2 separate regions of the Mus musculus genome follow, and region 2 is linked to region 1. Evidence: chromatin loops called from intact Hi-C (ENCODE). Cell type or tissue: left cerebral cortex. All regions are shown on one strand. Each heading gives the region's core, and the rest is flanking DNA. Links, peaks and the distances in the headings are about the cores only.

The links. A loop is a pair of places that touch in the nucleus more often than their neighbours do. Peaks named below come from ENCODE experiments on the same cell type or tissue, not always from the same donor. Only the 100,000 strongest peaks of a DNase experiment are listed, where the experiment ranks them.
Region 2: a loop joins it to region 1, with 2.4 times the contacts of the local background. A loop is called at or near these places in 11 of 42 quality-filtered maps.

What each region holds. Positions count from the first base shown.
Region 1 is chr14:27,346,595-27,351,949 of GRCm38, forward strand. All of the region lies in intron 1 of Arhgef3 (Rho guanine nucleotide exchange factor (GEF) 3), which reads left to right. Among named protein-coding and RNA genes, the nearest start is that of Arhgef3, 13 kb to the left of the region's middle. In left cerebral cortex, for the core only: a CTCF peak has its summit at 983; DNase peaks (open chromatin) are centred at 2,698, 3,173 and 5,115; H3K27ac peaks cover 2,208 bases.
Region 2 is chr14:27,400,248-27,405,602 of GRCm38, forward strand. It overlaps Arhgef3 (Rho guanine nucleotide exchange factor (GEF) 3), which reads left to right. Exons shown (of 10, transcript NM_001289687.1): 9 at 18-204; 10 at 1,383-3,664. The coding sequence ends at 1,732. It overlaps Gm34702 (a long non-coding RNA gene), which reads right to left and starts at 59. Exons shown (of 3, transcript XR_383310.4): 1 at 1-59. In left cerebral cortex, for the core only: no CTCF peak of the experiment used is centred there; no DNase peak of the experiment used is centred there.

The DNA.
Region 1 (5,355 bases), core at 232-5,231:
ATTAGTATATGTAAGTACACTGTAGTTGTCTTCAAATGTACCAGAAGAGGGCATCAGATCTCATTATGGATGGCTGTGAGCTACCATGTGGTTGCTGGGATTTGAACTCAGGACCTTCAGAAGAGCAGTCAACACTCTTAACCACAGAGTCATCTCTCCAGCTCCTGAGCTGAGTTCTTAATCCCAACTCTGGGCTCTTGTAAGTTGAAGAGACCTTGGGCTTGACTTGCCCTCTTAAGTGTTGCTTGACTCACCATGAAGTAGGATTTCCAAAAAAGACCAAACCAAACAACAACAACAATAACAACAACAACAACAACAAAACGCAAAATGGGGACCACAGGACTTCAGTTCCTTAGCAGCCACAGCCGCTTCTATTTAGAGTGTAGGTCTTTGAGTAGAAGCTAGGGTGGTCAGTCTATGTAACGAAGTTACTCATCCCTTCCTAGGCAATACCAAGTTGGTTTCCCAAATGGTCCAAATGGAATTGTTGTTGTTGTTAATACCAAGTGGTCCCAAATGGTTCAAATAGAAATTTTTTCTTGTTGTTGATATTATAGTTATTGTTATTGTTATTATTATTACTACTACTACTATTTTTTTTAATAAAAGATATTCTAAGCACACTGGCAAGCCTCACATCTTTCTTTGCAGGTAGGCGAAACATATCTGTGGTGTGATTTTATAGTTCCTAGCATGAGTTTTAAACAGGAGATGGTGTGTGAGTCTGAGTACAGATGCACCCTGGCCATTGAGGCAGCTTCCCGCTGGCATATGCATCATCCAAGACTCACCCAGGGCTGACCACAGACAAAGGGAAACCGATGAGGGTGGATTTGATTGCTTTGAGCTCTTCCTGCTGTAGTCTAGCAGGACATCTTAATTACAAAAGGGTCCTTTGTTAGAAGTGTAGGGGAACTCCACAGTGTAGTGACTCCATTGGTAAAGAATTGAGTAACTAAAAATATGACCTCTAGTGTTCTTTAGCTGTCAGTGAACAAGTACTGAGACCTGACTGTGTCTATTGTTTCTCCCCACATTTACAAAGAAAGAAAAAAGCATGCTTTCTGTCTATTTGAGTGTGACCAAATCATTAGCAAAACTAAAATACTGATACTTATGGTCGTCCGTCTGTGATGGGGTGCTCAGTGAGGAACTTGAAAGCCTGTGAATACCGTGTATTAGAAAGTAGTCCAGTGAGACCACTGATGCTGGAGGTTGTCTAGCCCAGGTCTACCCTTAGAGGGTCACGTCATGTCTGCTGGAAGCACATGGGTACTCTGGTCCCAGAGTGACAAGGCTAGCAAACAGCAGGCTCAGCTTCTCCTGTTTTCATTCCTGCCTCAGGCTTCACCTCTCTTCTGCCTGTGAAGTTGCAGTTTTCCATCCAGGTTCCCCCTGGATTAGGAAACTAGAAGAACCCAGGCCTTTAGACAGGCGAGTGACCTTGAGCTCTGTATTTGCTAGGTGATCCTGGGCAAACTCTAAAGCCCTTTAAGTCTTCTTTGCTTGCTCTGTGAAATGGGACAATAAGTACCACTGACTCAAGGCATTGATGGACAGAAAGCCCTTGGATACAGACTGGCAGGGTACGGCCCTGTGTATGCCTTGCTGTTGTGCCTTGGGAGGTCAGGGTGGGAGTGGCAGGAAAGGCTTTCAAGTCAGGTAGATTTGAATGTCAGCTCTGCTGATTAATTACTTGGTAAAACTTGGAGCAAGTGGTTTCCTTTCCTTGGACACCTGCTTCCTCTTCTATAAAATAGGGTCCTGGCGTTGCTGCCTGGGGTAGACAAGAGAGTATGTGCTAGAGTCAGGCAGAGAACAGCCTTGGCAGCAGGGCCCACTAAGGCTTGCAGGGCCAGCTACCTAAATGCTGAGGTAGAAGGGAGAAGGATCCAGTGCAGAATGAATCTTTTCTCCATCCACGTGTCTTTTACTACCTGCATTGGGGGTTGGAGGTGGGAGTGTCCTCTACCCCAGAAATACATACCATATTCAGCAAAACTGCCTTTGTTTCTTCTAGAAACTTATTGACACCTGTTGCCTCTGACTCCAAAGCTCCATCATTTTGTTTGACACAGCAATCTGTGACTAGTCTTCCTTTTTTTTTTTTTTTTTCTGGTTTTTCAAGACAGGGTTTCTCTGTATAGCCCTGGCTGTCCTGGAACTCACTTTGTAGATCAGGCTGGCCTCAAACTCAGAAATCTGCCTGCCTCTGCCTCCCCTGCTGGGATTAAAGGTGTGCGCCACCACCGCCCCAGCTAGTCTTCCTATTTTTAAATCACATTAGCCTTCAGTCTCCTGATTATCTTTTGTAATTGAAATGAGCTGAACTCTAGAGCTCACTCTCTCCCAGGCTCCTTGCCGCCTTGCAGATACCTTCTTTTCCATATTCGCACATGTATGAATTCTAGTAGACCCTAAATGATTCATTCCTTTGTATTAAAGTCTGGGGGCTAGAAAGAACACACAATCATGGTTCAAGGTTGCAAATGTAGAGTTGAGAAAGCCAGGGTCTGAGGTGAGCTGGAAAAATCTCTTGTTAGTGAACATTTAAAAAAAAAAAAAAATCCTGTCTTAAAAAAAATGTGCTGCACCATGAGAAGTGGCCAAGCAAACAGCATTGTGTTCTGCGTGAGCGTGCACACCCATCCTAGGGAATAGCATTTGGAACTATTTATAAACTTACTTGAGGGGTGTGGGATGACAGAGGACCATAGAAATCTATTGCACGTCACCACCCTCACACTTAACTGAGCAGCCTACTCTCTACCTTATTTATTCACATACCATTGCTCATTGGGTGGCATGGTGTCACCCCAACATGAAGGTTTAAATTAATACACACACATACACACACACACACACACACACACACACACACACACAAACACATACACAAACACACACACACACACACACACAAACACAAACACATACACAAACACACACACACACACACACACACACACACACACACACACACACGTTTCCAGTTCACTGATTTTTCTCATGTCATTGTTTGGTTGTTTTTTCCACGTAGAATAACCAGATTTGGGTTTATCCTGTTCTCTCTTGGGAGCTGAATGTTCTAAAATGTTCTGTATTCCCTGGTTGGTAAAGTGTGGGGACTTGCTGCTGAGGGCACACGTGGGCCAGGCATCTGAAGGGATAAAACGTGCCACTGGGTACAGCTGGCACATGGCAGAAGCATCACACGTATTTTATGTTTCTTTCTGGAAGTCACGTCCCTGAAAAGCTTCCTTGCTCAAAAATCATTGTCAAAGCTAAGAAGTAACCAGAAGGCAAAGGAGTGTATCTGCTCTCTCCTGCAGCCTGGGTCTCCCGCCCCATGACAATGCAGGTTTTATCTAGCAGCCAAATGTGATCCCTGCCTTATCTTCAGCCTTATCTTCAGCCAGACTGCAGACCTGTCTGTCAGCTCAGCTCCGAGCGAGATGCATGTCATCATCCCAGATTCAGCTAGAACACTCTGTCCTACCCTTTGGGACACCAAGATGGAGATCTGCGCACGTGGCTCTTTCCATCTCTGTACTTCTATTTCATTTTCTGGGAAGCTAAGATAATGAATGCTGAACTTTGGGAGATGACAGGTAGATAGAGAGGCGACACATGTGAATCCGTAGTGTCCTTACTGAAGCAAAAGGCACCATGTCTGTGTGAGAAACGTTCTGCTTTGTATATCTGATGGAATAAATACCCAGCGTACCTATGGTTGCTTAATCCCAGACAGTCCTGGCGCCTGGTAAGACTGCGTACCAGCTCCTGTAGAGCATAATTCAGCAGAGTGTTAGCAGGGCCTATCTCGTGCAGACCTCAAGACCAGCGTACTGGCTCCCCCAACCCTACTCTGGTTGATGTCTTAGGATTTCACCACTGTTTTTTGTCCTCCAGCGTAGCCTTGAATCCTGCCAAGCCTCTCTCAGTTTTACTAAACAGATGATAAAGCCAGGAATGAGGAAGGAGAAGCCAGGAATGAAGAATGAAAACATGCCAGTGGTCATGGCAGTGGAAGGTGAATTAGGAAGTATCAGGGAATGGCAGCGGGCTGGCGAGCAGGTTGGAGGAGGAAGCAGGCTGCCCTTTGCACTTTGGAATAGGCAAGTGCTCTGGTCTCATCTGGGGGCTCCCACTGAGGTGGGCCTATGACACACACATTCCACAGAGTCTCCCATGCTCCCCCACACAACTCTAGGAGGGTCATTGTACTTCACAGCTAGCAAACCAAGCCACAGGAGGTTACATTATTGGCTCGAGGTTCTAAAATAATAGTCTCTGGCTAGGAAGATGGGCTTATATTTATCCCAGTATACTTTGTAAAGAATTGCTACATTCTTTGATCAAACTAACAGGAACGTTGTTACCTTCTGCAGAGGCTTTTGTGAGTCTGTTCCTAAGCTCCCCGGGAGCCTACAAAATGTCTTAAAAGTAGTCTTGAGATTTGTACACGCCAGTTTCCTCAACTCTAAAGCAGGGTTGGAAGGCCCAAGGCTTGCTTTTCTCCTACCCAGCCCAGAGGGGTTGGGGTGGAAGCCAGGATATCCCTTCCACAGTGATAAACAAGGACAGAACTTAGTCCCACCCACAAGTTCCAAGAAGTCAGTAGGAAGTAGCTGAGGAACTCCAAAGCCACAAAGGCCTTCCTTAGGGCCCAGTGGCCACGATCAGGCTATTAGCCATCTCTTAGGTGTCCCATGGGTTTCATCTAGCCGGTACTGTCCCCAGCTGTACCTCATTTTCCAGACCTGGAAATGGGACTAGCATGTGGGGCATATTACTTAACATGTAACATTCCTGCCCAAAGTGCCCTTCCCGAGATTCAGAGCCTGGGGGCACAGTCCTGCCGGCAGGCCTCCTATCTATCTTGTCAGAAGGTCTGACTCCTGAAGTGACACACAGCTCTAAGATTCTGGCCCTGTCTGCTTCAGTAGAGTAAAAAAAGGTGCTGCTTGAAGTTGGGCAGGCAGATGTACAGCCAGGCCACAGAGAGACCTAAATGTTTGGCTTCCTCTTTCTCTGAAGGTCTGTAGAACCGTGTCTGAGCATGACCAAGAAGAGCTTCAGGCAATAGGGACTGGCGCTGACTGAAAGGAACTTACAGGGGTGTGGGTGTGTGTTTCTCCTTCTGCCTAGGGTTAAGTAATAGCAACATCCTGTGTAAGAGAATTTGAATGTGGTTTTCAGCTAAACTCCAATATTTTAGGGCTATTTATTAGATGTGTTTAATCTCGGGCCAATTTAGCCAGTAGCAGACTAATAAAATAACAAATGTGGGCTTGCTGCCAGGACAAATGTTGATTTACCCTTCTAATGTTGACTAAAATGAATAACTTT
Region 2 (5,355 bases), core at 133-5,132, 54 kb after region 1:
GGGCTCTTTTCTTCTAGAAACTCCATGTTTTCCTGTTCCAAGAAGTGCTGGTGATCACCCGAGCTGTCACTCACAACGAGCAGCTCTGCTATCAGTTGTACCGACAGCCCATCCCTGTGAAGGACCTCACGCTGGAAGACCTGCAGGATGGAGAAGTGCGGCTGGGTGGCTCCCTGCGCGGGGCCTTCAGCAACAACGAGAGAGGTATGTGTGGGTAGCAGACTCGGTGACACACTGAACCGTTTGATCGTAGAAATATGGAAGGAGTGGCTGGCTGGAGAAAAGTGAATAGCAAACTGTCCCAGTGTTAACACTTCACCTACTGATGGATGGACAGTCAAGTTGGACCTCTGAGCCGTCAGCTTTCCACTTATCTGCTTTTCTCTTGAGACTGCTTTGGGCGTTAAGCAGCAGACCATAGTACATGAGCCCAGTCCTACGCAGCTGCATGCAGCTGGTGCACCGTTTGCTCTCTGGCTCTGTCCCCTACTGCTACATCAAAGTATGCTTAATACCATACAGTCTCTGTGTGGGCACTGGTTGCACAGTGCAAGGTTTTGTAGTTGTTCTGATGTAGCTGAAGAGAGTTAAGAACCCCTCTCATGTCTCTTCCTCCGGGCCCTCCCATATCTCTCTTCCCTCAGTCCCTCCCTTGTCTCTTCCGTCCAACCCCTCCCATGTTTCTTCTTCCTAACCCCTCCCATGTCTCTTCCCTTCAGCCCCTTCCATGTCTGTTCCAAGGGCTTCTAACATACAGGCAGCTGTTGTCAATCCCTTGAGCTAAGAGCAATCTGAGCTAAGAGAAAGCACAAGGAGCTGAAGGGGTCTGCAACCCTATAGGTGGAACAACCATATGAACTGACCAGTACCCCAGAGCTCGTGTCTCTAGCTGCATATGTAGCAGAAGATGGTCTACTTGGCCATCATTGGGAAGAGAGGCCCCTTGGTATTGCAAACTTTATATGCCCCAGTACAAGGGAATGCCAGGGCCAAGAAGCGGGAGTGGGTGGGTAGGGGAGCAGGGTGGGAGGAGGGTATAGGGAACTTTCGGGATAGCATTTTAAATGTATATAAAGAAAATATCTAATAATTAACTAATTAATTAATTAATATTTATTAATTAATGTGAGAAGGCAAAGACCAGTTTAAAAAAAAGTAAGAAAAAGAAAAAAAAAAAAAAGAAAATCTGAGCTAGACCTGTGTCACTCCAGTCAAATAAGTGTGGCACCAGGGTAGAACCAACTGAGTCCTGCATCAGTTAGAGACATTCTGTAATCAGTGTCTGGGATACGCCCATTACATTAGGGCCACTCTGTGTGATATTGTTAGCCTTGACAAATACCTACCCATTGACTCTCTCTTCATGTGTTCTTCATTTCTAGTTAAAAACTTCTTCAGAGTCAGTTTCAAAAATGGATCCCAAAGTCAGACCCACTCACTACAAGCCAACGACACCTTCAACAAACAGCAGTGGCTCAACTGTATCCGTCAGGCAAAAGAAACTGTTCTGTCTGCTGCCGGCCAGGCTGGCTTGCTTGACTCTGAGGGACTGGTCCAGGGTCCCGGCACTGAGAACAGGGAGCCACAGGGAGAAACAAAACTTGAGCAGATGGACCAATCGGACAGCGAGTCGGACTGCAGTATGGACACCAGTGAGGTCAGCCTTGAGTGTGAGCGGATGGAACAGACAGACGCTTCCTGTGCAAACAGCAGGCCCGAGGAGAGTGTCTGACAGAAGACTGTGACCCTGCTAGCAGCAGGCTGTTTCTTACCTGTACAGTGTTTGCATTCCACACGTGAACTGTTTGGAGAGGCACTTTGTAATACTCCTGTGCCTGTGTTGGCCTAGTTCCCTCTGTTCCTTGTCCCTAGTACTGTAACTGCCGCTCAGTCTGTGTCAGCTCACAGCAGTCCTTACCCTGTTGCTGTATCTCACAAGCATCTGGATGAGTGGGGAGGAACTGACCGTGTTACTTTAACTTGTCCTACTTTCAAAACAGAAAGGGTCTCTAAACTACTGCTCTGCATGGACTGGGTTGACAAAGCCTTCGTCCCATGCTTCTCTAATGTTCCTCTAGCTCTGACCTAGTAGCTGTAGTCCTGGCATTGAGAGAGTTTTGCAGAGAACGGAGATGGCATTGGAAGAGAAGGCAGAAAGTCTAATTAATTAACCCTTAGCGTGAGCTCAGGTTCTGTGTTATTCAACCAGAAAACATGAAAACATCCCTGAGGGTTTCTGAGGTTTAATTTTGCAAAGGAGGAAGCCTTGTTTTGAAGCCTGTGGTTTCATCCAGTGCAAGTTGAATGTAACAATCTATGAAGACCTGAAACAGAAGTGGCTTTAGAGAGGGCCAAGACAAAAGCAGTTGCCAGACAGGCCTGGTGGCACAGGCCTACAAACCTGGCACTTGGGAGCAGAGGCAGGAAGATGTGGAGTTCAAGAACAGCCTTGGCTACATACCAAGTTCTAGTTCAAACTGAGTTCCACAGTATAAACAAAACAGAGCTAAAAGCACCTGCCAGCTCTGACTATTCAGCTGAAGTGGGGGACAGCTGTGGGAAGTGTTTGTCATCGCCAGTGGCTTGCCATTAGAAAAGCCATTTCTAGCCTACGACAACAGAGATTGCCAGGGGCCCGAGAAGATCTGCCAAGGTTATAGGACCCCATCAACCTTATGTTTCATCCACCTCGGCCACTCCTCTTTTCTAGTGGAAGACTGTGACTGCACCTGGGACTCTGTTTACAAACAAGAGAGAAGGACTTGGGGGTGAGAAGCGGGTCACTGTCACTGAAGCCTCCTGTGCAAACCACGGAAACTGAAGTTACTCCGGGCGGTCTCAGGATTTCCTGCTCTGCTTTCAGGCTCTGGTTCTTGAGCTACAGTCAGACTGGTGGTTAATTCCTCTTGAGGCCAGTTTCATTAGCTCTCATTATCTAGGATCAGCTAGCCAAACTGGAAACTTCTTTGTTCCAGCCTTGATTTACAGAGCAAGGATGGGTTCAAACAAACAAACAAACAAACAAACACACACCATGAGGAAAATAAAATGTTCACAAACTAAACAGCTTCTTGCAAGTGTAAATACTTAGGGGATTTGTACAAAATTATACCCACACCAGCACTAGTAGTAATGATTCTAAATTATTGCCAAAAAAGTTTTTTGTTGTTGTTAATTTCTGCATCAAGTTTACAGAAAAGGAAGCAGCAAAATACAAAGTTGTCCCTTTACTGTACACATGGGTCATGTGCATTCAAAGAAGCTGTGAGACAAGAGCAACCAATAGAAAAACAGGTATATGACATGGTTATTTTTCAAGACATATTATGATCAGTTCTACCCTGTAAAGCATATTTCTGTATTTATAGATTTTAACAGTGGTGAATTTTTTTCTATTACAAGTTTATTTAAAACCATTTTGTTTCCCAAGTTGCTGAATAAACAAACCTGCTCCAGGCAGACACAGTGGAAAGCTGAGACAGGACACTGGATGATGGAGAAAGCTTCAACTGTTCTCTGTAGAGCCGCTGGCCACGGTGGCCAGTGAGTCAAGGTCTGTCAGCCTGTGGGAAGAGAGTGGACGGATGTTTTGGTGAAATGAATACTTTTGTATAATGGCCTTAAACTTTTCTGGAAGCATTTCAAATAAATTGCATTAAAAACACCTTTTCCTCCTGTGTACAGTGTGTGCTCAGCCATCATCAAGTCTCAGGTTGTCCTCTGGAAAGGCAAGAGTTTCTTTCTGAAATTTTACATGTGGTTTCCAAATACTACTTGCGGAAATAAATAGTGCGACTGATGGAGCAAAGCTGTTACAGAACATACATTTCTGTTTTCTCAAGCATTCTGCTCTGATTTCTTTTACCATGTATACTTAGTGTACACCATTTATTCACTTGTGTGTACTTAGTGTATGTGTGTGTGAGGCATGCACGTAAGTACACAGGTACTGCCACACTTGAGTGGAGGTCTGAAGACAACCTGAGTATTTAGTTCTCTCCTTTCACTGTATGAGTTTTGAGGACGGAACTCAGGTCATCCGGCTTGGCATTAGCAGCAAGCACCTCTCCCCATTTTAGCCATCTTGCCACCCCTCGCCCCTTCACTCACCTTTATCTATGCCCTATACAAAGCTTAGTCAGAGCTGTGACAGAAAAGAAGCATTGCATCTCACTGCGGACACAAGTGACTGACGGTGAACTTGAAGCTAACAGGGGTAGTGGTGCACACCTGTAACTCCAGCCCTTAAGACGCAGAGACAGGAGGATCTCCTGAAGTTCAAGGTCAGCTTACTCTGTATAGCAAGTTCCAGGCCAGCTGGGACTGCATAGTGTGATCATATCTTGAAACAACAAGGAAAAGGAAGGGCGAAGGGAAGTTTCATTTTTAAGTTACGCTGGAATTTTAGTCTGCTTGTTCACTGAAATGGTTTTATTTCTCTGACAGAGTAGGGCTCTTGTTTTGTCTATAGAAAGACGGGACAGGTTAAAGATCTTAGCAAGCATTTCCAACAGCATGTTAGTCCGGTAAGGTTAATGACGAGTTTTGTCTTTATGTGTCTGCCATATCCTTTAACACACTGTCCACTCCTAGATTTGGCACAGCGTTCACATAGATGGTAAGTCCAGTTTTGTTTTTCTCAAGGGAAAAAATATCAAGTTTTCTGTCTGCAATCCCAGCACCGTAGAGGTTGAAGCAAGAGAATTGTTTTAATTTGATGGCTAGCCTGGGCTAGATAGTACCAGGTCAGTCAGCTACATAGTTAAATATCACACACACACACAAAATGAAAAAGAAAGGAAGGAAGGAGCCGGGCGTGGTGACGCACGCTTTTAATCCCAGCACTCGGGAGGCAGAGGCAGGTGGATTTCTGAGTTCGAGGCCAGCCTGGTCTACAGATCGAGTTCCAGGACAGCCAGGGCTACACAGAGAAACCCTGTCTCGAAAAACAAACAAAAAAAGAAAAAAAGAAAGAAGGAAGGAAGGGAGTGAGGAAGGGGAGGAAGGAAGAAAGGAAGGGAGAAAGTGAAAGAAAAAGAAAACCCGTCTGCTTTGTTCTCTGGTCTCCCTTTGCCCATGCTTCAGAGACATTTTGGACAGTCTCCACATTTTGTTTCTAGAGTGGCATTGGCTTGTTGACTCTAGGCGCTGTATCTTTGCTAGAAGGTTAGTTGTTGGTGCTGACATTTTGAGAGTTAGTACAAGTGGCGGCAGGCTACATGGGCTTCAGTCTGCTCTGAGGCTGTTATAGTACATGCAACTAGATGTAATCCTTGTAGTCAAGACACAATGAAAACAGCCGGGGCTGGCAATCTTGTGCAGAATTAGAGTGTGGTTTCAGTTTCTGGCTTGTGG